Linked DNA regions of Homo sapiens: region 2 is linked to region 1. A link is an interaction called in ENCODE POLR2A ChIA-PET data of the cell type or tissue named here. Cell type or tissue: MCF 10A. All regions are shown on one strand. Each heading gives the region's core, and the rest is flanking DNA. Links, peaks and the distances in the headings are about the cores only. Region 1 has its middle 190 kb from the start of MAN1A1. Region 2 overlaps LOC105377975 (a long non-coding RNA gene).

Region 1 (11,272 bases), core at 4,234-9,233:
TGAATCAATAGAAGTTATTGTTAAAGGATCTTTGGGGTGTCACTTTTCTGGCCTGAAACCTCTGGCCAGTGGCACCTTAGCACAAGCTTTGCTAGGGTCCACTGGGCGCATTCCACCCATTCAGCCTGGCAGATTGTGCTCAGCTCACACTACCGGTCTGGCTTCCACACCTGCCAAGGGTGAGTGAGGTGTGCAGCAGCGAGGGGTGTGTGAGCAAGCGCAGGGTCCAGCCACTGCACAGACACACTGGCTGCTGCAGCTGGTCAGGTGCCCCAGGTGCCAGCATGGACACCAGCTCTCTGCGAGGCTGTGGCTGGACCAGGTACACTGCAAGCAGCTTCCCAGCTGGCACCGGGGAATGCAGTGGTGCCTGGAAGCTTGTACATGCCAGGTACCACAGGATCCCAAAGAGGGAGTCACAGCCCTGGCTTGGAAAGCTCCTAGGTCTGGTATCCATGAGGGGCCACAGCTCTTCTCTTCTTCTCTTCACCTACAATGTGGCAAGCAAGGGGCATGTGTCAGCTCTGTTTGTGTTATAGCTCTTTTAGCTCCACCATTCAGCAGGTCCTGAGTTCTTGTCCTGCAACCGGGAAGAATGAAGTATGCCGACAAGTGGGGGGTGAGCAAATTGAAGAAGAGCTTCATTGAGCAACAGAATAGCTCAAAGGAGGTCCACAGCGTGTAGCTCCTTTCCACAGCCAGGTGTCCTGACAAGTGTTCAACTCCTAGCAGAGAGGAGGCCCTGGAGTGGGTTGCTCCTCTCTGCAGGCAGGTCATCCTATTGTCTTCCCAGCTCCTAGCTAAGAGGAGGCCCTGGAATGGGTTGCTCCTCTCTGCAGGCAGGTGATCCCATTGTCTTCCTAGCTCCTAGCAGAGAGGACGCCCTGTAGTGAGTTGCTCCTCTCTGCAGTTGGTAGTCCAGACATCTCTGCAAGTCTCTGAAGACCTCAGCAGAGAGGAGGCCCTAGTGTGGGTAGTTCCTCTCTGTAGTTGGTCATCCCAACATTTCCTGCTATCAGCAGAGAGAGTAGCTCCTCTCTGCCACTGGTCCTCCTGTTGTCCATTCAGCTCTGGCTGAGACTTAGGCTTTTATGGACATCAGTGGCGAGGAAGTACACACTGATTGGTCCATTGACAGCCATGGGAAGCCCAGAAAAGACACTACAAATTCCCACTCTGGTCTGTAGGACAGGTAGCCCAGCTCCCAGCCTTCAGGCTCCCCCTGGCCTGAAGGTGGGTCCTCAACAGGGACCTGCCCCCTTCTGCTCAGGAATCTATCTCCTCCTGCTGCCATTCATGGTGCCCTGGCCTGGCCCCAACTTTGCTCCAAGATCAGAGCCAGGGATGACAGCAGGGAGAAGCCAGGCAGTGGGAGCAGGCATTTCCAAGCCTGCAAGGTCAGGGGTGCCTTCCCCGGCCCCCAAGAGCAATTTGGGAGGCTGCAGTTGTGCTCTGGTGGGTGGAGCTTCTTCCTGCTCCATGTAGTGGGAGGCCTAAGTCTGTAGCCACAATTTGGGTGGCTGCTGTGGCACCTGGGGAGCTCCCACCCCAATTCAGAAGAGGCAGGGATGTTGCTTTTCCCTTCCAGCTCCATGGATTCCTCAACCCTGGTGGTGCTTCCCTGCCGCAGCTCGCATGATGGCAGCAGCAGGCCATCTGGAGCTGCAGCTGCCATCATTATCTAATCTGAAGAAAAGAGATAAAACTATATTTTTTAATTAGCAGGCCTTAGAGACCCATGAGACATTATCAAAAGGTCTCCATACAGGACATTAGAATCCCAAAAGGAAAGGAGAAAAAGATTCAGGTAGATTACTTGAAAACACTCATGGTCAAAAATTTAGTAAGTATTGGAAAAAGATATATGTTAACAGATTCAAGAAGTCCAGCATGTCCTTATTGGAAAACAATTCTCTATGGCATTTATGCACATTTTATATCAGCTTTCATTTCAGATTATATTTTCAAGCATGTCTGTATAGCAAATAACCTTGAGTAATAGAGACAGTATCTCCCTCTGAGGCACAGGGTAGATTTGTTTCATGACCATTATAATAAAAGATAATGTCTTTTTTCAGGCAAAAGTTGGGTATATCTGTTATCAGTACCCTCTCAAATTTCAGGCTTTCCTCAGCTATAATTCAACTCTATTACGCATACAGCATTTTCCTGGGCTACTCCATATCACACTATGGGACTTTGGAGGCAGGTAAACCAATGAGTATATGAAGCTCATGCTGCCTGCAGTGCCATGAATAATAAAGTCCTTTGTCTCTTACCCAGGAGTATTGTATCTTCTACCAGCATCCATGAAATTGTTAGCTTGCAGGTAAGGTAAAAATCTCAGACCCTTCACAGTTATTAACTACTGCGAAACAAGATAACCTCAAAAATAAAAATCATTCCTGGATTCATTATAATCTAAATTTTGAAACCAAACATAAAGAAAAAACCTTGAAAGTAGCTAGAGAAAAAAAACGATGACACACAGTGGAACAATGATTTTAATTACCCTGGGTTTCCCATCAGAAATAATTGGGGGCCAGAATGCAGTGGGAAAACATCTTTAAACTGCTGAATAAAAGTCAACCCAGAATTCCATATTCTGCAAAAATGTCCATCAAAAATGGAGAAAGGATGACATTCTCAAATGAAAAAAAAAAATCTAACAAAATCTATCCACAGCAGATATTATCTACAAGAAATGATAGAACAAGATTCTTCAAATTGAAGGGGAATAATACCACAAGATTATTGGACTCTTTAGAAATAAAGAACAACAGAAATGATAAATATATGTATAATTTAAAACACTATTTTTCTCTTTTAAGTTCTGCTGAAAGCAAAAATTATAACATTCTACTCTGGATTTTCAATGTATGGAGATGTTATATGATATTTTACCATGAAGGACAAACAGGTTAAAGAGCTATATGGTTGCAAGTTTTCTACATTTAACATAAAGTGGTATAATATTAGCCATATTAGACAATGAAAAGTTAGGTATTTATGTTGTAATACCTAAAGCAATTACTGAGAAATAATACAAAGATGTATAGCCAAAAATTCAAGGTTCAAATAATGCAAAAGATGGTAGAAAGAAGTGGAGTGGGGGAAAATAGCTGAGAAACAGAAAATTCAGGGGATAGAGAACAAATAATAAAATGGTAGACTTAAATCCAGTCATTTCAATAATTTTATTAAAAGCTAATGGTCTACTTCCAAAAAATAGCATAGGAGGAATCACTTCCCAACTCATTCTATGAGGGCAGTATTACACCGATACCAAAACCAGACAGTGAAATGAGACTTAAAGCTACAGGAAATAAAATAAATTTCAATTTACATATTTGATTAGAAATAAAATATGTTATCATAGAAGTATATGCCCATAATAACATATATTAATAATATTATAACAATAGGATGTTTTACCCTAAACATTAGGCATTTTTATCCTAAAGAGTATGGTAGAATCTTAGGAGAGAAACTAAATGAAAATAAAAATTTTAGAAGAAAAAGAAACAATGTAAAATTATTGTTAAGGAAGAACTTGCTCATATTTTATAATTGGATAATAGCAGGTCAAATTACAATCATATTTAGATTCTATTGGACACATTTTAAAAAGCGTTTTAACGGTTTCTTTAAAAATATCAATACTTACCATGCTCCAGAAATTACATTCTTTGTAACTATTAAAGTTAAAGTGATAAATTTTAGACAATAACTTGAAAATGTATGATGAGGTTTACAGATTTTGAAAATCATTTTGAGGTTATTCAAATAAAAGAAGTTGAAGACTACCAGAAGAGAGAAGATTATGACAGCTAAGCTATGAAGCATAGAGCTCTGTGGTAGAAGGATACGATAGGAGGAAAAAAAGAAGTCTTCCTCTTTTGAACATGCAAAGAATGTGAAACAGCCAGCCATATCCCGACTTCCCTGTCTCTGGCACTGTTGGTACTATTCAGAGGAAAGTAGGTTAGATATCTGCAGTGGGTCGGGCTCTCTCTTCTCCTCTCACCAACTGGTCCTCTGGGAAGTGACTCCTCCCCTCTGCCAGGAGGTTGAGTGAATCCTCTCCCTCCTACACACACATAACCCACCCAGCAACATCTCAGCAAGGGCGTGGGCAGAGGAGCACAGAAATTTGATAAACCCGAGATTTTGAGTATTATCTGAAACCATTTGATAATTCCATAGAATTGTTCTAAATTTATACCTTTTTTCTACTTTTGATTCTTTTGGATATATTTGAGTGATGTAACCGTTTTCTTTTAAAATATCAGTAATTATAACCAAAAGTACATCTTTTGCAACAATATATAATTATGATTTTTAAAAATGTAGATATTAACATCAAAATGTATGAGGGAGTACTTAAGATTTCTCCCCATGGGCAAGGGTTCAGAAAACAAAACAAAGAATATACATGTTTTTCTGCACATTTAAACATATTTCAGGTAACACCTGCAACCTTAGTACCTAAGAATTTTCCAGGAAGAAAAGAAGTAGAAACTATATAAAATGAGAAACTGACTGGTTACATCAGAAACACCCCTCCCTTTACTAAAACATCACAGCTGGCTGGGCGCAGTGGCTCACGCCTGTAATCCCAGCACTTTGGGAGACCAAGGCTGGTGGATCATCTGAGGTCAGGACTTCCAGACCAGCCTGGCCAAGATGGCGGAACCCTGTCTCTACTAAAAATGCAAAAATTAGCCGGGCATGGTGGTACACGCCTGTAATCCCAGCTACATAGGAGGCTGAGGCAGCAGAATCACTTGAACCCGGGAGCGGAGGTTGCAGCGAGCCGAGATCGCGCCACTGCACTCCCGCCTGTGTGACAGAGTGAGACTCTGTCTTAAAAAATAATACTAAAAATAGTGAAATAACAGCTCGTGAGTGGCTCTGTTTCCATGACCTGGGTCAGAACACATTCTCTTTGGACAACAGCATCTACAGTATTATTCAAGAGGAGTATAGCATTTGGGGTAGAAGACTAATTCCTATAAAGGAAAAATATACACTTGGCCCTACACTTTCTATAACTCTCCCTAAAAGTAACACAATATCAAAATATTTTCTTCCAGAAAAATGAGGAAAATGTAATTAATCATTTAGCTGCATACACTGTAAAACATAAAATTTAGTTATTTTTGTTTTTTGTCTATGTTTTGCATGGAGAATTTTCCTTCAAGAAAAAATACAACAAAAAGTGACAGACAAGGAACATCATCTCCGGTAGTTATCTGGCCCACAGCAGGCATGTCCCTCCAAACACACAATGCTTCTTGTGCTGGGTGTGGTGAACAGGCACATGACCCATGCAACCTCCTTTTGGTGCACTTTTCTGCAGTCAGAGTACATGCCTTGGGCTAGGACTCCAGATATGATTAAGTTCCCCCAACACTTGTACAATAACTGAAAGGTGGAACTGAAAATGAGGCTGTACCTCCATGGCTTCTCTTGGTCTTCCAGATCATGGCTGTTCCCTGATCATGACAACTTTACTGATCATAGGAAAGGCAATAGCTCTTTTGATAACCTAGTTCCATGATATGAATTCAAAGTGGTCTCTGAAAGCTTAATTTTCTGTTTCCACTATTTTCTCACTGATTCTATAATCAATTTAGTGATTATAATTACTGTAATTAATCCTTTCTCTTAACTAGCTGGAGTGGTTTCTGACTGATACACCTCTGTTGGCCTGGACCACCTGGCACAAGCTGCTAATCACAAAGTACTTTCCAGATTCCATTCTCCAGAAGGTAGGTTAATAGTGTAGGCTGCATCTGAACTCTACATACTCAGCCTCAGCCTTTCTCATAAACAGCCCAAGGACCTCAGCATTCTTTTCTCAAGAGTAGCAAGTAACTGACTTTCCCATTTATACCTGGTGCTAACTCAGAGCCCCCTAATGTTCCTGTCTGACTCTGCCAAGCTAGTTTGGAGCTCCAAACAGGAGTCATCTTTGGTCTACATTGTCTTACATTCCTATACCCATCTGTCTGAATCACCTTGCTATGCACATCCCAATTAAATGTCTCTTTTATTCCTGGAAACTAGACTATACGGAAATTATTTAGTTAATTCATTACATTTCCTGTTCTGTTCATTTAGACTACAGCAGTAACATCTCACATCTCTTTTTTAAAAAAATTTAAAAACCAAGTTTTTACGTAGCTCATTCCCTTTCTGAATTTCAAACAAGGATTCTGCGCAGGTGTCACAGCTTACCGATTTTCTATCTCTAATTCCCTCCTCTTCTGAAAAACTGAAGGTGCCTGTTTGCTTTAAATAGTAATTTTATCAACACACACAGGCCACTAAAATTATTTTAATTTAGGCTGTTTGATACAGTGCACAAGGCTCCCAAGAGGAAACAAAATACATTTTGCCTCCCCAAAACTCAATTCCATCCATAAGTAATCAAATGTAAATTATTTTAAACCTGCATGCACTTGAAACTACATCCATCAGAAGGTATTACGCCTGTAATAAGGTCCTTAAGCCACGTCTGTAATTTTCCTAGATCTGCCTATTTACCTGGTAGAATCTGGACTTCTTTCCAACCTACTAAATTCTTCTGTGTTATTATTTCCAGATAGCTTCGTCCCCATACACGTCTATCAAATATTTTCACCTATTTGTTATGTAATAGTACTAAAAATAGATCCTACTGCATATATTTACTTCATGTCTTCTATTTCCTGGCCATATAATCACTACCTTCTGTGAGCTCATGGCCACGTGCCTTTCGTGTTCTGTGCACCTTTAAATACCATGCCTGCCTTCCTGCAAGGGCTACAGGAGGATGGCAAGGACATTGGAGGACGTTGGAGTTGAGCAGATCACCTGTCAAATCCCAGTGTGAGTTGAGTGACACTGAGCAACTGTTGAACTGTTTGAGCTTTCATTCCCTCATCTATAAAATGGGATTTATAATACTTACCTTATTATGTTGTCAGAAAAAACAAATGAGATAATTTATGTAGAACACCTGGCTCAGCACCTGGTAACATAAAAGGTAAAAGGATGAGTCTTTTGAAATGTAATTCTCCAGATGTGGTTTTATAACTCAGCCTATTGCTCATGACTAATAGAGGATTTGTTTAAAACCCCTAGAGGCACTTCCCCAGATGCCGTATGATTCATTTCTGAAAACAGTCATCAAAAACTTTGTTTTAATTTTAGGAAATGTGCTGTAGACTGACTGAAATTTAATGTCATAATTATACAGATAGCAGAGGTGCCACTGGGCCTTCCTCTGTCCTCCCTCTCCCTCCTTCATCTGCTTTCTTACAGATCATTCCTCTAGCAATATTTCTCTCCAGGCCCATTCAGGACAGAAAGTAATTATTCTATGTCTTGGCCTTTGTGCTAAAGACTTTCTTCCCAATTCCAACCTCAAAGTGCCCAATTCTGCTAATATATTGTTTTCCATAGTAGTATTCTTCAAACAAATCTTGTGTTTGTGCTAAACTCTCAAAAGCAAGTGACCTACCCAAAATCACTAAATGAAAGTAAAATGTAAGCAGAAATTCAGTCAATTCAGCCGGTTTGGGAATTTGGGATGTTTCCCTATAACTGTGTTCTGTAACTCAGGCTGGGGATCCAGGACAAGGGGTGGCAATGCTTCTAACTCACACAGGAAATCTGAAAGTTTTGTCTGCTTTCATCAATCACTAGGGTTTAAAGCAAGACCCATCATCTGCAGGACTTGGTGAGGTAAATTTACATGTATAATTGATACAGGGTAGAATTCAGCTTTTGTCTCTCAACAAGAGATTGCACTTTCTATTTGGTCAGCTGTAGATCAAATGTTATTAAAGTGCAGAGAGGTTACATACCAAATTTAATTTGCTTCCACAAGGAGATCCTCACAGGAAGAATTATACTTAACTACTAAACATACTGTACTGACAAATTTAAATAACTTGCTTTTTTGGTATACTTAGGAGAGTATTAACGGTAAATATTTTTAAAAATTTGTTCTCAACAACTGCATTTTTGTGAGAAATTTATATCAAAGCAAATATAAAACGGAAAACTCAACACTGATCTTCACATTATTAAGACAAAATGTAATGATATGGAAAATTCTGAATAAAATTAAAATTGTCCATAACCCAACCATTCGAATATTTTTATTATTCATTAACATTTTGATGTATTTTCTTCCATCCTTTTTTCTCTGCTCAATTTTGAAAACATTTGCAACAAAATAACCATTTAATTTTATATCCTGGATTTCTTCCAATTTATCATTATAATCTGAACACTCTTCATATTATTAAAAACGTTCTATAAATATCATTTCAATAATTCCAAAATATTATATGAATGTACATAGTTTATTTAACCATGATCAGTTAGAATACTTTAAACATTTTAATTTGTATGTAATATTTTGTATGTTCAAATTTACCAAAATTTCTGATTACTCCCGCAGTATAGAAAAGTTAAATTGCTAGGTCAAAGTGCTTTAACATTTTACCATTCTTGATATTATAGCTTCATGATTAAGTGCATGAATTTTTAAAGTCAGATATACCCTATATGGAATCCCGAATCCACCAAAATTATGAGATTTCTGCTTTTAGGTATATTACTTATCCTCTCTGAGGCTCTATTTCTTCATCTGCAAATCAGGGAATAATAATTCATGTGGCACAGTCCTAGGAGTATTAAATGATATAATAATGTGCATTTGGCATAGTGTTTAAAAGCTTGAATCTACCTGGTTTGAATTCTAGTCTGATCATAGACTAGTTGTGTAATCTGGGCTAATCTTTTTATGCTTCAGCTTCCTCATCTCTAGAATAGAAGAAATACTGCCTAATTCCCAGGATTATTGCAAGGCAAAAATAAGTTAATAAATGTAAACTAAGACAGAGCCTGGCAGATAGAAAGCCCTTGATAAATATTACTGCTGCTGTTGCTAAAGAGAGGATTCTGTCCAGTCCTCTCAAGTGGTAAGCTCTCCACTACTACAATAAATATTTACTATAAATTACTTTCTAGAAAGATTGAACATATTTCCTTGCAACAAATATTAAAATGTACACATGCTTTATCCATTCAGTATAACAACAAAACAAAAGAAATTAGCAATTTGAGGGATCATATAATCGAACTTGCCAGTTATGCTTAGCATAATAGGATCGTTTGATTTTAGAAAAGAGTACCTGAGAGTTCTTCCTATCCAACCCAATCATTTTACTGTATTTGATCATCCTCCTTAAAGAATGATGAGACAGCTGAGTTTCTTAAATTCAAACACACAAATTGTACATTTTTCAAAGCTATTTTCCTCTTTCCCCAGCTTTATTCTTCTCACCTCAATAGTGGCACTGTCTATTGGGCACAATACTACCTACACAGCTGAGCTCCTATGGATGTCTAGGTCATTGGGATCAGTCACTGAACAGTCATTTATTGTTTATCTAGTGTGTACAGTTTCTTAAGTGTGATAGAATAAAATATCTTTCATGGCTATATATCGTAAGAACATTTTTGAAACATTCACTGATGTCTCCTCTCCTCAATATTTCACGTCACCCTTTATCCTCCTTAACTCACCCACTGTATTAGTCTGTTTTCACACTGCTATAAAGATACTACCTAAGACTGGTTAATTTATAAAGGAAAGAGGTTTAATTGACTCACAGTTTTGCATGGCTGTGGAGACCTCAGGAAACTTACAATTTTGGCAGAAGGTGAAGGGGAAGCAAGGCATGGTGGAAGGCAAGAGAGAGCGCAGATATGTCACACTTTAAAACCATCAGCTCTCATGAGAACTCTCTCACTATTACGAGAATAGCATGGAGGAAACTGCCCCCATGATTCAATCACTTCCCATCAGGTCCCTCCCTCAACATCTGGGAATGACAATTCAATATGAGATTTGGGTTGGGACACAAAGCCAAACCATATCATCCACCCTTCAATCAGTCAAGCAAGCAGCTGAAACATGGTGTATGATTGCCTCAGAGAAATGATCTAAGAGTAGAAGGAAAAAAATAAATAGTATTTTTCTGACTTCTGTGTTTCTATAACCTAGGCTTTTACAGTATACATCACAGAGTTGAGAGAAAACATAATGAATAAAACCAAGGCTTCCTCTTTTTATGCCCCCCTCAAGTTTTCCTACTCTTGAGCAAGGAGGTATAGTCAGAGGAAAACCAAGGAGAGATAAAAATGGTGTTTCCCAAAGAGAGGGCCCCATACAGGCTTTTCAGGCTAGTTCAAATAAAGGAGATTTCTGAGATCCAAAGGAAGGAAGGAAAAGAGGACATATTGAGGGAGTACAAAAGAGCACAAGAAAACCTTTGTGGGTGATGGATATGTTCATTCTCCTTATTGTAGTGATGGTTGCAAGGGTATAGACATACATCAGAAAATATCAAATTGTACCTTTAAATATATGTAGTTTATTAGACATTTCTCAAAAGAAGACATACATGTGGCAAATAAATATATTATTTAAATGCTCAACATCACGAATCACTAGAGAAATGCAAATCAAAACACAATGAGATACCATCTCACATGAGTATGAGTGACTATTACTAAAAAGTCAGAAAATAACAGATGTTGGTGAGGTTGCAGAGAAAGGGCAACATTTATACACTGTTTTCAGGAATGTAAATTAGTTCAGCCACTGTGGGAAGCAGTTTAGAGATGTCTAAAAGAACTTAAAGAAGAACTACCATTCAACCCAATAATCTCAATATTATGTATATAACGAAAGAAAAATAAATTGTTCTACCAAAACACACTTGCACTCGTATGCTCATCACAGCATTATTCACAAAAGCGAAGACATGGAATCAACGCAGATGTCCATCAATGGTGGACTGGATAAAGAAAGTGTGGTACATATATATCATGGAATACTATGCAGCCATAAGATAGGAGAAAATCATGTCCTTTGCAGCAACATCGATGCAGCTGGAGGCCATTACCCTAAGCAAATTAATGTAGGAACAGAAAACCAAACACTGCATATTCTCACTTATAAGTGGCTGCTAAACATTGCGTACACATGGACATAAAGATGGGAACAATAGACACTGGGACTACTCGAGGAGGTGGGAGAAGGGGGAGAATGTTGAAAAAATACCTCTTGGATACTATGCTCGCTACCTGGGTGATGGAATCATTCGTAGCCCAAACCTCAGTGACACGCAATTCACCCATGTAAATAAACTTCCTATGTACCCCCTGAATCTAAAATAAAAGTTGAAAAATACACTATATATAG
Region 2 (11,272 bases), core at 2,218-7,217, 59 kb before region 1:
TAAGCGTTTGAGTGAAAGGAAGAGTTGTGCATCTCTCAATTTATATTAAAAGCTGGAAATCATTGAGCTCAGTGAGAAATGCATATCAAAAACTGAGACAGACTGAAAGCTAGACTTCTTGTGCCAAACTGTTAGCCAAATTGTGACTGCAAATACAAATTTCTTGAAGGGTATTAACAGTGTGAATGTATAAGGGACTTAAACAACTCAATCGCAAAAAAATTAAATAATCTCATTAAAAATGGGCAAAAGATCTGAATAGAATTTCTCAAAAGAAGACTTATGAATGGCCAACAGGTATATTAAAAAATGTTCAATGTTACTAACCATCAGGGAAATATGAATTGAAATCACAATGAGCTATCATCTCACCCCAGTTGAAATGGCTATTATCAAAAAGACAGAAAAATGACAAACGTTGGTGAGGATGCAGAGAAAGGGGAATGCACACACGCTGCCAGTGAAAAGGTAAATTAGTATAACCGCTGTGGAGAACAGTATGGAAGTTCCTCAAAAAAACTAAAAATAGAGCTATCACATGATCCAGCAATCCCCCTACTGAGTATATACCCAAAAGAAAAGAAATCATTATATCAAAGAGATATATGCACTCCCAGGTTTATTGCAGCACTATTCATAATAGTCAAGAAATGGAATCAACCTAAGTACCCATCAATGAATGAATGAATGATATATACACACAATGGAATATTACTCTGCCATTAAAAGAATAAAATCTTGTCATTTCAACAACATGGATGTAAATGGAGAATGAGAACATTATGTTAAATGAAATAAGCCAGGCAGAGAGAGACAAATGTCACATGTTCCCACTCATATGTGGGAGCCAAAAAAAATTGATCTCATGGAGGTAGTGAATAGGATGGTGGTTATGAGACATTGGGAAGGGTAGTAAGGAGAGGGGATTTAAGAGGGGCTGGTTAATGGATTAAAAAATACAGTTAGAAAAAAATTGACCTAGTGCTCCAATGAACAATAGAGTGACTATAACTAGAAATAAATGTATTGTATATTTTAGAATAGCTAGAAAAGTAGATTTGGGATGTTCTCATCACAAATGTTTAAGATAATGGATGTCCCAATTACCCAGATTTGATTACTACACAATGTATGCTTGTAGCAAAATATCACATGTATCCCATAAGTACAACTATTATGTATCCATAACATTTTTTAATGGAAAAAAACTGCTACTCTAGTGAATATGTGAATGATAAGAAAACAAAACAGCCTTACTGATGATACGGAGAAAGTTTTAATGGTCTGGAAAGAAGATTAAACCAGCTACAACAGTTTCTTATGCCAAAGTCTAATTCAGAGCAAAGTCCTAGATCTCTTTAATTTTATGAAGGCTGAGAGAAGTGAGGAAGTGGCAGAAGAAAAGTATGAAGCTAGCAGAGGATGGTTCATAAAGTTGAAGGAAAGAAGCTGTCTCCATAACTTAAAAGCACAAGGTGAAGCAGCAAGTGCTAGTGTAGAAGCTGCAGCAAGTCATCCAGAAGATCTAGGTAAGATGATTGATGAAGGTAGCTATACTCAACAATAGATTTTCAACACAGACAAAGCCTTCTATTGGAAGAAGAAGTTATCTAGGACTTGCATAGCTAGAGAGAAAATGGCTGGCTTCAAAGCTTCAAAGAAAAGGCTGACTTTCTTGTTAGGGGATAGTGCAACTGGTGACTTTAAGTTAAAGCTAATGTTCTTTTACCATTCTGAAAATCGTAGGTCTTTAAGAATTATGCTAAATCTATTATACTCTGCTTGTGTTCTGTAAATGGAACAACGAAGCCTGGATAACAATTTGTTGACAGCATAACTTACTGAATCTTTTAAGCCCACTGTTGAGAACTACTGCTCAGAAAAAACATTCCTTTCAAAATATTACTGCTCATTGACAATGCACATAGTCACCCAAGAGCTCTGATGCAGATGTATAAGACAATTGTTTTCATGCCTGCTAAAACAACATCCATTCTGCAGCCAATGGATCAAGGAGTCATTTTAACTTTTAAATTTTATTATTTAAAAATACATTTCATTATACTATAGCTGCCAGAGGTGGTGATTCCTCCAATGGATCTGGGTAAAGTAAATTGAAAACCTTCTAGAAAGGATTAATCATTCTAGATTAAGAACATTCATGATTCATGGAAGGAAGTTAAAATATCAACATTAATAGGACGCAGAAAGAAGTTGATTTTAATCCTCCTGGATGACTTTGAGTAGTTGAAGGCTTCAGAGGAGGAAGTAATTGCAAATGTGGTGAATTAACAACAGAACTAGAGTTAGGAGTGAGGCCTGAATATGTGACTGAATTGCTACAATCTCATGATAAAAAACTTGAACAGATAAGTTTCTTCTTGTGGATGAGCAAAGAAAGTGGTTTCTTGAGATGGAATATACTCCTGGTGCAGATGCTATGAATATCATTGAAATGACAACAAAGGATTTAGAATATTACATAAACTTAGTTGATGGAGAGCAGTAGCAGGGTATGACAGGATAGACTCCAATTTTGAAAGAAGTTATACTGTGGGTGAAATGCTATGGAACAGCATCGCATACTACAGAGAAATATTCTGTGAAAGGAAAAGTCAGTCAATGTGGCAAACTTCATTGTTATCTTAAGAAATTGCCACAATGACTTCAACCATCGCCCTGATCAGTCAGCGCCCTTCAGCATCAAGGCAAGACCCTCCCCCAGCAAAAAAGATTATGACTAGGCTGAGTGCGGTGGCTCACACCTGTAATACCAGCACTTTGGGAGGCCAAGGTGGGTGGATCACTTGAGGTCAGGAGTTCAAGACCAGCCTGCCAACATGGTGAAACACTGTCTCTACTACAAATACAAAATTAGACAGATGTGGTGGCAAACGCCTGTAATCCCAGCTACTCAGGAGGCTGAGGCAGGAGAATCGCTTGAACCCAGGAGGCAGAGGTTGCAGTGAGCCGAGATTGCGCCACTGCACTCCAGCCTGGGCAACAAAGTGAGACTCCATCTCAAAAAACAAAAAAAAATTATGACTAGCTGAAGTCTCAGATAATCACTAGCATTTTTTAGCAATAAAGTATTTTTAAATTAGGGTACAGACATTGTTAATTATACATAATGCTAATGCATCCTTAATAGGCTACTAGTATAAACACAACTTTTATGTTCTCTGGGAAACCAGAAATTTGTGTGACTCACTTTATTGTAGTGGTCTGGAACAGAGCCCATAATATCTCTGAGGTATACCTGTATTTGAAGGCTGTTATCTTTATTTGAAGGCTAATTTGGCAAAGAACTCACTCATATCTTTAAAAGACAAATGAAGTTCAAGCATACAAGCTTTTTGTTTTGCTTTCATCTTAATCATTAACATAAATATAAATGTGAACCAACATACCTGTTGGAACTACATTCATTCATCAATTGCAGTCATAAGTTGGCTACGGATAAAAAATTTGACAAAAATCAATGAAAGCATTTTATGGGAATCACTTGGCCACTTGAGATTTCCAATAAAGAGTATTATATTTTGTATTATTATTTGTAAATTTGGGGCTACATATCCTTTATATTATAAATATATAATTATATAATTGTATGTGAGTGTATGTATTTAGGGAGGAGGGGAACCAGTTTTTGAACACTTGCTAACCCACTGCTTTCATTATTATTTTATTAATAAGGAAAATCTAACAAAGAGATCCCTACTGTCCTCTCCACTAGTGAACACCTTTTGTTTTTGCTTGCACAGTATCTTTTCCCAATTCTACTGGTAAGACGCCCTCGTTTTCCTTTGGGATCTATCCCATTTTATATTTCAAGTGGTCTTGGTAAACAAGTGTGGATTGCATTATTTCTTCTGATTTTGAGACCATCTTCATGATAAGAAGCAAAGATACCGATATCCTTTTGTATTTCTTTTCAAGGAAATTGAGGTTTATTACACACAAAAGGACTTGCTTGAGTCCATATGGGAAACGAGCTGTGGGGGCTGAGCCTTGAACCCAGGTGTTCTAACTTTTATCTGTCTCTGTTGCTGTGTCCTCTTGGCTTTCATGTGACACGTCTGATTGTCCTGCCTGCCTAACTTTGACACACCTCTTTGTGCTTTCTGCTCTATACAACACTCTCACCTGTCTCCTGTCCAACTCCCAGCCATAGCGTTGGGCCTTCCAGTCCCCCCTATCATCACTTCCTCCCTCCCCGTGCCTCACATGGAGACAACATGATGATGCTGAAGGACCAACCTACAAGGTCACTTTTACCAGGCCATGAGCTATGAGACCATCCTACCATCCAACACATGTACAGCATCAGCCTCTGCCTTCCAGACTCCACAACACAATGAAGCATATGGCAGAGGGAAGGAGCAAGATCAAAAATGACAATTTTCTGATTATACAGATGTTGCCCTAATTTTATGACTTCCCACAACTAAAACATATAAGAAACTCAGTTCTAAATTAGAGGCTTTGTGAAAGCTGTCTTTGAGTAAATGGCTCATTAAGGGACAAAGTAAATGAGATCTTCACTAGACAGTGACTAGGCATGCATTAAGAGACGGGAGGAGGCCAGAAAGTCTTCCAGATGCCCACACTATTACTTCTCTTGAGCTGACAAGCTCTCAATTTGCCTAGATTTCTCCACTGCTCTAATTGGTTGATGTACTCATTCATTCACCATACATTCCCTCATTAATTTTCATCACAAACTTATATTTGCTAAGGATTATATATATATGTGTGTGTATATACATATATAGTATATATACACATATATATAACTATGTATATATGTGTATATATACACATATATATAACTATGTATATGTGTATATATACACATATATACATACATATATGTACATATGTATATACGTATATATACATACATACATATATGTATATATGTATGTATACATACATATATACATATATGTATGTATGTATATATATCTATGTATATATATGTACACACACACACTTATTTTTTCACACACAGTTTTATTGACAAATTATTATTAAAAATTTATGTGATACTACCGATATTACACATTTATATGGTTTTTATTTCATATAAATCATAGGGAGGGAGAATTGATGAGTTGACGGTTCAAAGAAGAAAGGAAGGGAACAATGAATGGGGGCAAGAAGGCAGAAAGCAAGTGAGAAATAAGAAAGAAAATCAATATTTACTTAGCTACCGTGTCCCAAGAACCGTAAGAGGCTGTGACAATGGTTCAAGCTCTCAGTTTGCAGATGACTTGAGACTGGCTCAGATTCTTTCTAAAGCTTAGTGTCATTGTCTATAAAGTGGAAATAATGAAATCAGATGATGCATATAAAAAGTGTTTTCTGCAAACTGTGACACATTAAACAAGTGTTAATTGTAATTTTTATTATCTTTAGTTCCTTTATCTCACATTAGTTTGAAATTAAAGGACATGAACCATTGCTATGATCTCCTTTGTATACACTGGACATTTGAATGTGGTTGACTAATTTGACTAGTGAAGAATTAGCTAAAGAGACGGGGCCAGCTCCACATATAGACAAATATTGCTGTGCTTTTTAGAAGGACCAGAAGGCCCCATGAGCATAAATAACTACCTTTATTTCCTGGTTCCTGCCTAAAATTTGTTATATATTCATCCTTTTAGGTAAAATCTCTATTTCTTTAAAACAAAAATATCATTGGAAGGGTATCTTACCCTTTCAATACCCTTATTTTCAATCATTTGGAAGCCAGATCTACAAAGAATCAGGAAGACAATCTTAGTGGATGTGAGGCCCAAAGACACTTGCTGTCCCAGACAAAAAGGAGAGAGTGCGCACTGGGAAAGCTGACAACCAAGAGAGCAAGCTGCCTACTTCACAATTTTCCTTCCAACTAGTTTCCATCCCTAATGTCCCTGAATTTTAGTGATATTCTCTACTTTCTGAGTTTGAATACTTCAGGAAATTTTTTGAATTAAGCCATATTTCTCACATGTGTAAGATATAACCTACAATTCAAGTTTTTGAATAAAAATGGATATTTGCAATTCCCCCAGTCAGAAGACACCTACTTTTAAAACAATTTTATGCACTACCAATTGAAGTGAAAAAGTGCCTGAGGTTTTCAACAGAGCTGTGGTTATAGGTTGAAAACATCAGACTTGTCACTGTTAAAAGGTTCTCACTAAGTTGAATGCACATTTTAGAACTCTTCTGCCCAAACCCTGTAAAAGTTAAAACTTTAATCTATTTATCTAAGGAAAACCCTACCTGTTTGTCACATGTATATTCATTTGTTACTGTTTTCAACCAATAGAATTTTACCTTAAGCAAATCAATGATGCTATAAAATTACACACCTAGCTAGAAACACGAGAAACAAAGTGCAAGATGAAGTTATCTGATGGCCAGTCTTGAATATGTTTATTTCTAAGATTATGTATATATATACCCACATTTAAGAAAAAATATAGAGAGTCTGATACAGTAAAGTGATTAAGATCCTAGAGTCGGACAGACTGGTTTCAAATCCCAGCTCTGTTTGTATTAGCTATTTAGCATTAAAGAAATTTCTCAAACTTTCTATGCCTCAGTTTCTTCATCTGTAAATGACTATAATAACATTAACTCATAGTCTTATTGTGAAGCTTATATGAGATAAATCATATAAAACATAAATTTATGTAGCACCAAAATATACCTATATTTCAATAAACTTTAGCTAGCATTATTATTGTTATTATTATTATTATTGGAATGAGTAAGAGTTGAATATTCTGAGTGGAATGTCTCACAAAATGGGAACAAAAATATCATCCAAAATAGCTACTTAACTCTTGCAGTCATGTGAAGAAAAGAGGAAAAAATATCTCTACCATATCCTGAAATCTAAAAACCATATTTCAAATTGACAGGCTCAATCATGCACTCCTCCAACTATTCAGGATGGAACAAAAGGAGAATGTTAAACACAAGTTAAAAACAGGAATCACGCCAACTACAGCATTTTCTCAAAAAAAAATTATTTTAAAACTGCCAAAAAGTTTTGTGTTAATAATTACAGGAATCTCATAGATCTAATTGTTTCAAATCGGAATATCTGACAATTAACCAATATGTTTTCTAATCTTGCCAGAGGTAACATACATCTTTATGGTATGCTGAAAAGACCACAAGAACTCAGAGGCTTCCTGGAGTGTTTGCTCTGACAAATCAGATATTTTTAAAAGAGTTTACATGCTTATAAATAAGACTACCTCAAAAGGTTTAAGAGTGCTAGCTGGAGACCACCCACCTGATGGGCAAAACTTGTAAAAAGCAAGTCATCTCAGCGCAGTCTACCAGGAATACAGACCTATGAGGTACTCCAGAGACCTCTGAAAGAAAATCTCTCACTCCAAATCTAAACTATTGGAAATTTAGTGGAAGTCCATGTATGATTTGATGGTAGAGCTCAAAATAAAACTTTTTCAACTAATGCACATAGGTTATTCTGGTCAATAGATTATTTGAGAGCATATGAAATGCCAAAGTTCAATGTTTAATAAAACAATTCAAATGAGAAATATACAGAATGCAGTAAGGGCTAAAAAGAACTATACAGTCTCTCTTGCTTTCCCCCTTATCCAATCACTGACTTAGGTTAACTTTATTTCCTAAGCAACTCTTTAACTTTCCCTGCTTTCCATCTCATTACCACTGCCCTTATTCAGTCCCTCAAACATGTCTTACCTGGAGTGAGATAATATAATGATGTATAAGGATATAAGGAGAAAGGCCAACTTTACTTTCCTGTACCTTTCCTCCAGTCTTGCCCTGCCATCCATCTAAAATGCTAATCTGAGTTTATCATTCCCTGCTTAAAATCTTCCAAGGGCTCCCTGAGCCTTTGGGATAAAGAACAAACTGCTTAGCATGACATCCAAGGTCACCATCTCCACATCCCATCCCCCATGCCTCCTACACAATTTGCCTCATAGGCAATACTGAATGTCTCTAATACTTCGAACATGCCCTGTTGACTCACACCCCTCCTCTATATCTTGGCATATATAATTCACTCTGCCTGAAATGTCTGTATAAAAACTCCTACTCACTCATCTTTCAAATTTCAACTCAAATGTTATCTCTTTTTCGTGCCTGCTTTTTTTCCTCTGTTCTCATTTTACCTTGAAGATAACCATGAGAGCTGCTTATCTTATTGTTTTGTAAAATGGCTTGTTTTCCAGTTTGCATCATGGCTATGCTGTAAAGTCCTCCAAACTTGATATTATTAAGGTTTTTATTTCCTTTGTATACAGTACCTGGCCAAAAGTAGGAACTCAAGGACAGAAAAATTGAATGAAAGAAGGAAGAGAGGCGAGGAAGGAGGAACAAGGAAGGAAAGGAGGAAGACTATGCTTGCAAAATTTGAGGATTATTTGGTTATCTAAGGCAGCTTCTTGGACTAAGAATGCACAAAAATTGAAGGATGGATAGATACGTAGGTAGATGGATTGATGGATGGATGGATGGATGGATGGATGGATAGACAGATGATTGATGAGAGAGAGAGAGAACTCCTGATACAACTTAATTGTCAGGATCTCTAATGTAAGTGTCACTTTATTGACCTTTCAGAATTTATCAGCCAAAACTTCTAAAACTTCATACATTGATCTTTTCTGGAGCGAGAGGAAAAGGACATATTCCAAACAACAAATAACAGGATAAATAACTCCAAAGTGCTTTGGAATGACAATAAGACTAATCATCTCTGATTGAGTCAAAGTAAATAAAGTTTAAAATTTTAAACAACATATATATTCTAATAAAGTGATGGTCTCACTTTGCTTGAAGTATGTTATTTATCCTGTATGTCTTTATCCTTTTAGGGACTGAATTTGAGACAGAAATGATAACTGCATCTTTCATAAGCCTAGAATGGCTGTAGGTACACCATTCTGTGCACCAGAATAAGAAAGTATCCTGGCTTTGTGGAGTGAGATTATCTGTCAGTAGAAAAAGAAATATGCCTTTCTTTTCTATTTCACAGAATTGCTCCTGCTGTTAGGATCTGACCTGGCTGAGTGGTAAGAACATGTTATATATCTTAATAATCTTCTTTCCTAAAATTCTGTTTACTATAAAGAAATAATTCAAAGTATCTTAGCCAACCTTGAATTCTAAGTTAAAGTCATTATTCTGAACTTTAAAACTTAACTTTAGATGTTTCACAGATATATGATAGAAGCATATCATAAATATTTAAGCTATCTTTCTAAAGATTTAAATATTCAGTTTAGGTTTATAAATATGGTACCTGGCCTTAAGAAATTTACAGTCCAGAAGGAGAGATAAGGCAAATACATAAATCATGGTCATGCAAGAAAAAAGTAGGATCCATATTATAATAGAGTTATAAATAAATATAGTATAAGACTACAGAAGAGAAAGCAATTAATCCTATGTGGAAAGATCATAATTATGCATAAAAATTTATGTGGGAGAAGACCGTGATGTATTCCCTAAACTTTCATGGCCTGATTTAGATGTCAAAACAACAAACTCTTTGTGTCCAGGACTCAGCTGAGATATTTCCTCCATAAATTTGATTTGGGTGGAAGGTGGCATTTTGGCTGGCTAAAATAAATGCAGACAGCTTCACACACCATTCTCCCTTTCCCATCAGGGAAGGACCTAGAAATGCATGGGAGCTTGGGTTTTGTAACTAGAGAATGGAGGAATGTGTTTGCCTTAGGGTAGAAGGGGCAGATGAGAGAAGGATGACCATCATAGTTTATTTACAACCTGTCTGGCCTGTGGACTGGTTTTAAATCGTATTTGGCAAAAAAAAAAAAAAACAAAAAAAATGGCCAGGTGCGGTTCCTCATGCCTGTGGTCCCAGCAGTTTGGGAGGCCAAGGCAGGCAGATCACTTGAAGTCAGCAGTTAAAGCCCAGCCTGGTAAAGATGGCAAAACCCTCTCTCTACTAAAAACACAAAAATTAGCTGCACATGGTGACGCACACCTGTAATCCCAGCCACTCAGGACGCAGAGGTTGCAGTGAGCCGAGATCACGTCACTGCACGCCAGCCTGGTGACAGGGCAGGATTCTGTTTATATATATATACACATACACACACACACATATATACACATATGTGTGTGTATATATATATACACAAACACACACACGTACATGCATATATATACATACATATATAAAATATATACCTACATATATATATGTATATATTTCACACCCTCAGACCCTCAGAACTGTTTTTCCTGATACGTACTGTGATTCTGGGCAAATCATAATAGGGAAACCCTAATAATATCTTTCAAGAGTAGTAATGGACACAAGCAAAATGCTTTAACCCTGAAGTTTAAAAAAAAAAAGTCTGACATTTTTAAGAATGCCCTTCTGCACCTCTGTACATAGAACCCAGGAGTTGCTGGGTGCTAACCTTGCACAGAACACTGGAAGCTGTAGGCACACCTTGAATATGGATAGTGATTTTTTCGAGGAGGAAGGAAACAGCAGCCGGTCTTGACTCAGCGAATGCTACAGTGCTAGAGAAGGTTAACCTGGATGCCACAATGGGGCTCCAGGTGACTCAGTAACAGTTCCATGAGAAACCCTGTTCTGGGAATTGCTGGGAAATTCCCATGATGCTGGTCAGCCTGACCTCTGACTCAGGCAGACCTGTTTCAAATCTCACTTCTTGTACCAATTAGCTAAAACCTTCTGGTCTCAGCTAATTTAAATTTCCTAAGTCTCCATTCCTCAACTATAAAATGAGGATAACAACCTCCACCTTGTAAGACTATTGTCAAAATTAAATGAGACATACTTAAATAATACATAGATAATTTCTGATTAGAAAAAAGGACTCATTGAGGGATAATGTTTTATTATTGAAATTATTGTTTTATAAGCATGCTAACAGCCATTAACAATACAATAATTGCATTTGCTCATGCTGACATTTTTAACTTAAGGAGCACAAGCTTTCAGAGCTGAGAGTTAACCTTTCAATTACCTCATGTGATCTTTTCTTTTACAAATTAAGAAAACGTGGTCCAGAACTGTTTAAAACTCCCCAAAGTAAGTCCTACAGGCATGTGGTGGAAGACTCAGAGCTAGAACTCAAGGAGTCTGTTGTTCTTTCTATTCTCAGTTTTGAACCTCTTATTCTAAAAGATAAGTCAGCTTTTAATGTATCTTTTTCACACTTAGAAACCAGGAATTTTGTGAATAAAATAAATCTAGGACCCC

What was found. ChIA-PET counts read pairs that join two places held together with the same protein. Peaks named below come from ENCODE experiments on the same cell type or tissue, not always from the same donor. Only the 100,000 strongest peaks of a DNase experiment are listed, where the experiment ranks them.
Region 2: POLR2A ChIA-PET joins it to region 1 with 5 read pairs; 2 of 35 experiments call an interaction of 5 or more read pairs at or near these places.

The regions. Positions count from the first base shown.
Region 1 is chr6:119,529,627-119,540,898 of GRCh38, reverse strand. No RefSeq gene overlaps it. Among named protein-coding and RNA genes, the nearest start is that of MAN1A1, 190 kb to the right of the region's middle. In MCF 10A, for the core only: no CTCF peak of the experiment used is centred there; a DNase peak (open chromatin) is centred at 7,118.
Region 2 is chr6:119,587,067-119,598,338 of GRCh38, reverse strand. All of the region lies in intron 2 of LOC105377975 (a long non-coding RNA gene), which reads right to left. Among named protein-coding and RNA genes, the nearest start is that of MAN1A1, 240 kb to the right of the region's middle. In MCF 10A, for the core only: no CTCF peak of the experiment used is centred there; no DNase peak of the experiment used is centred there.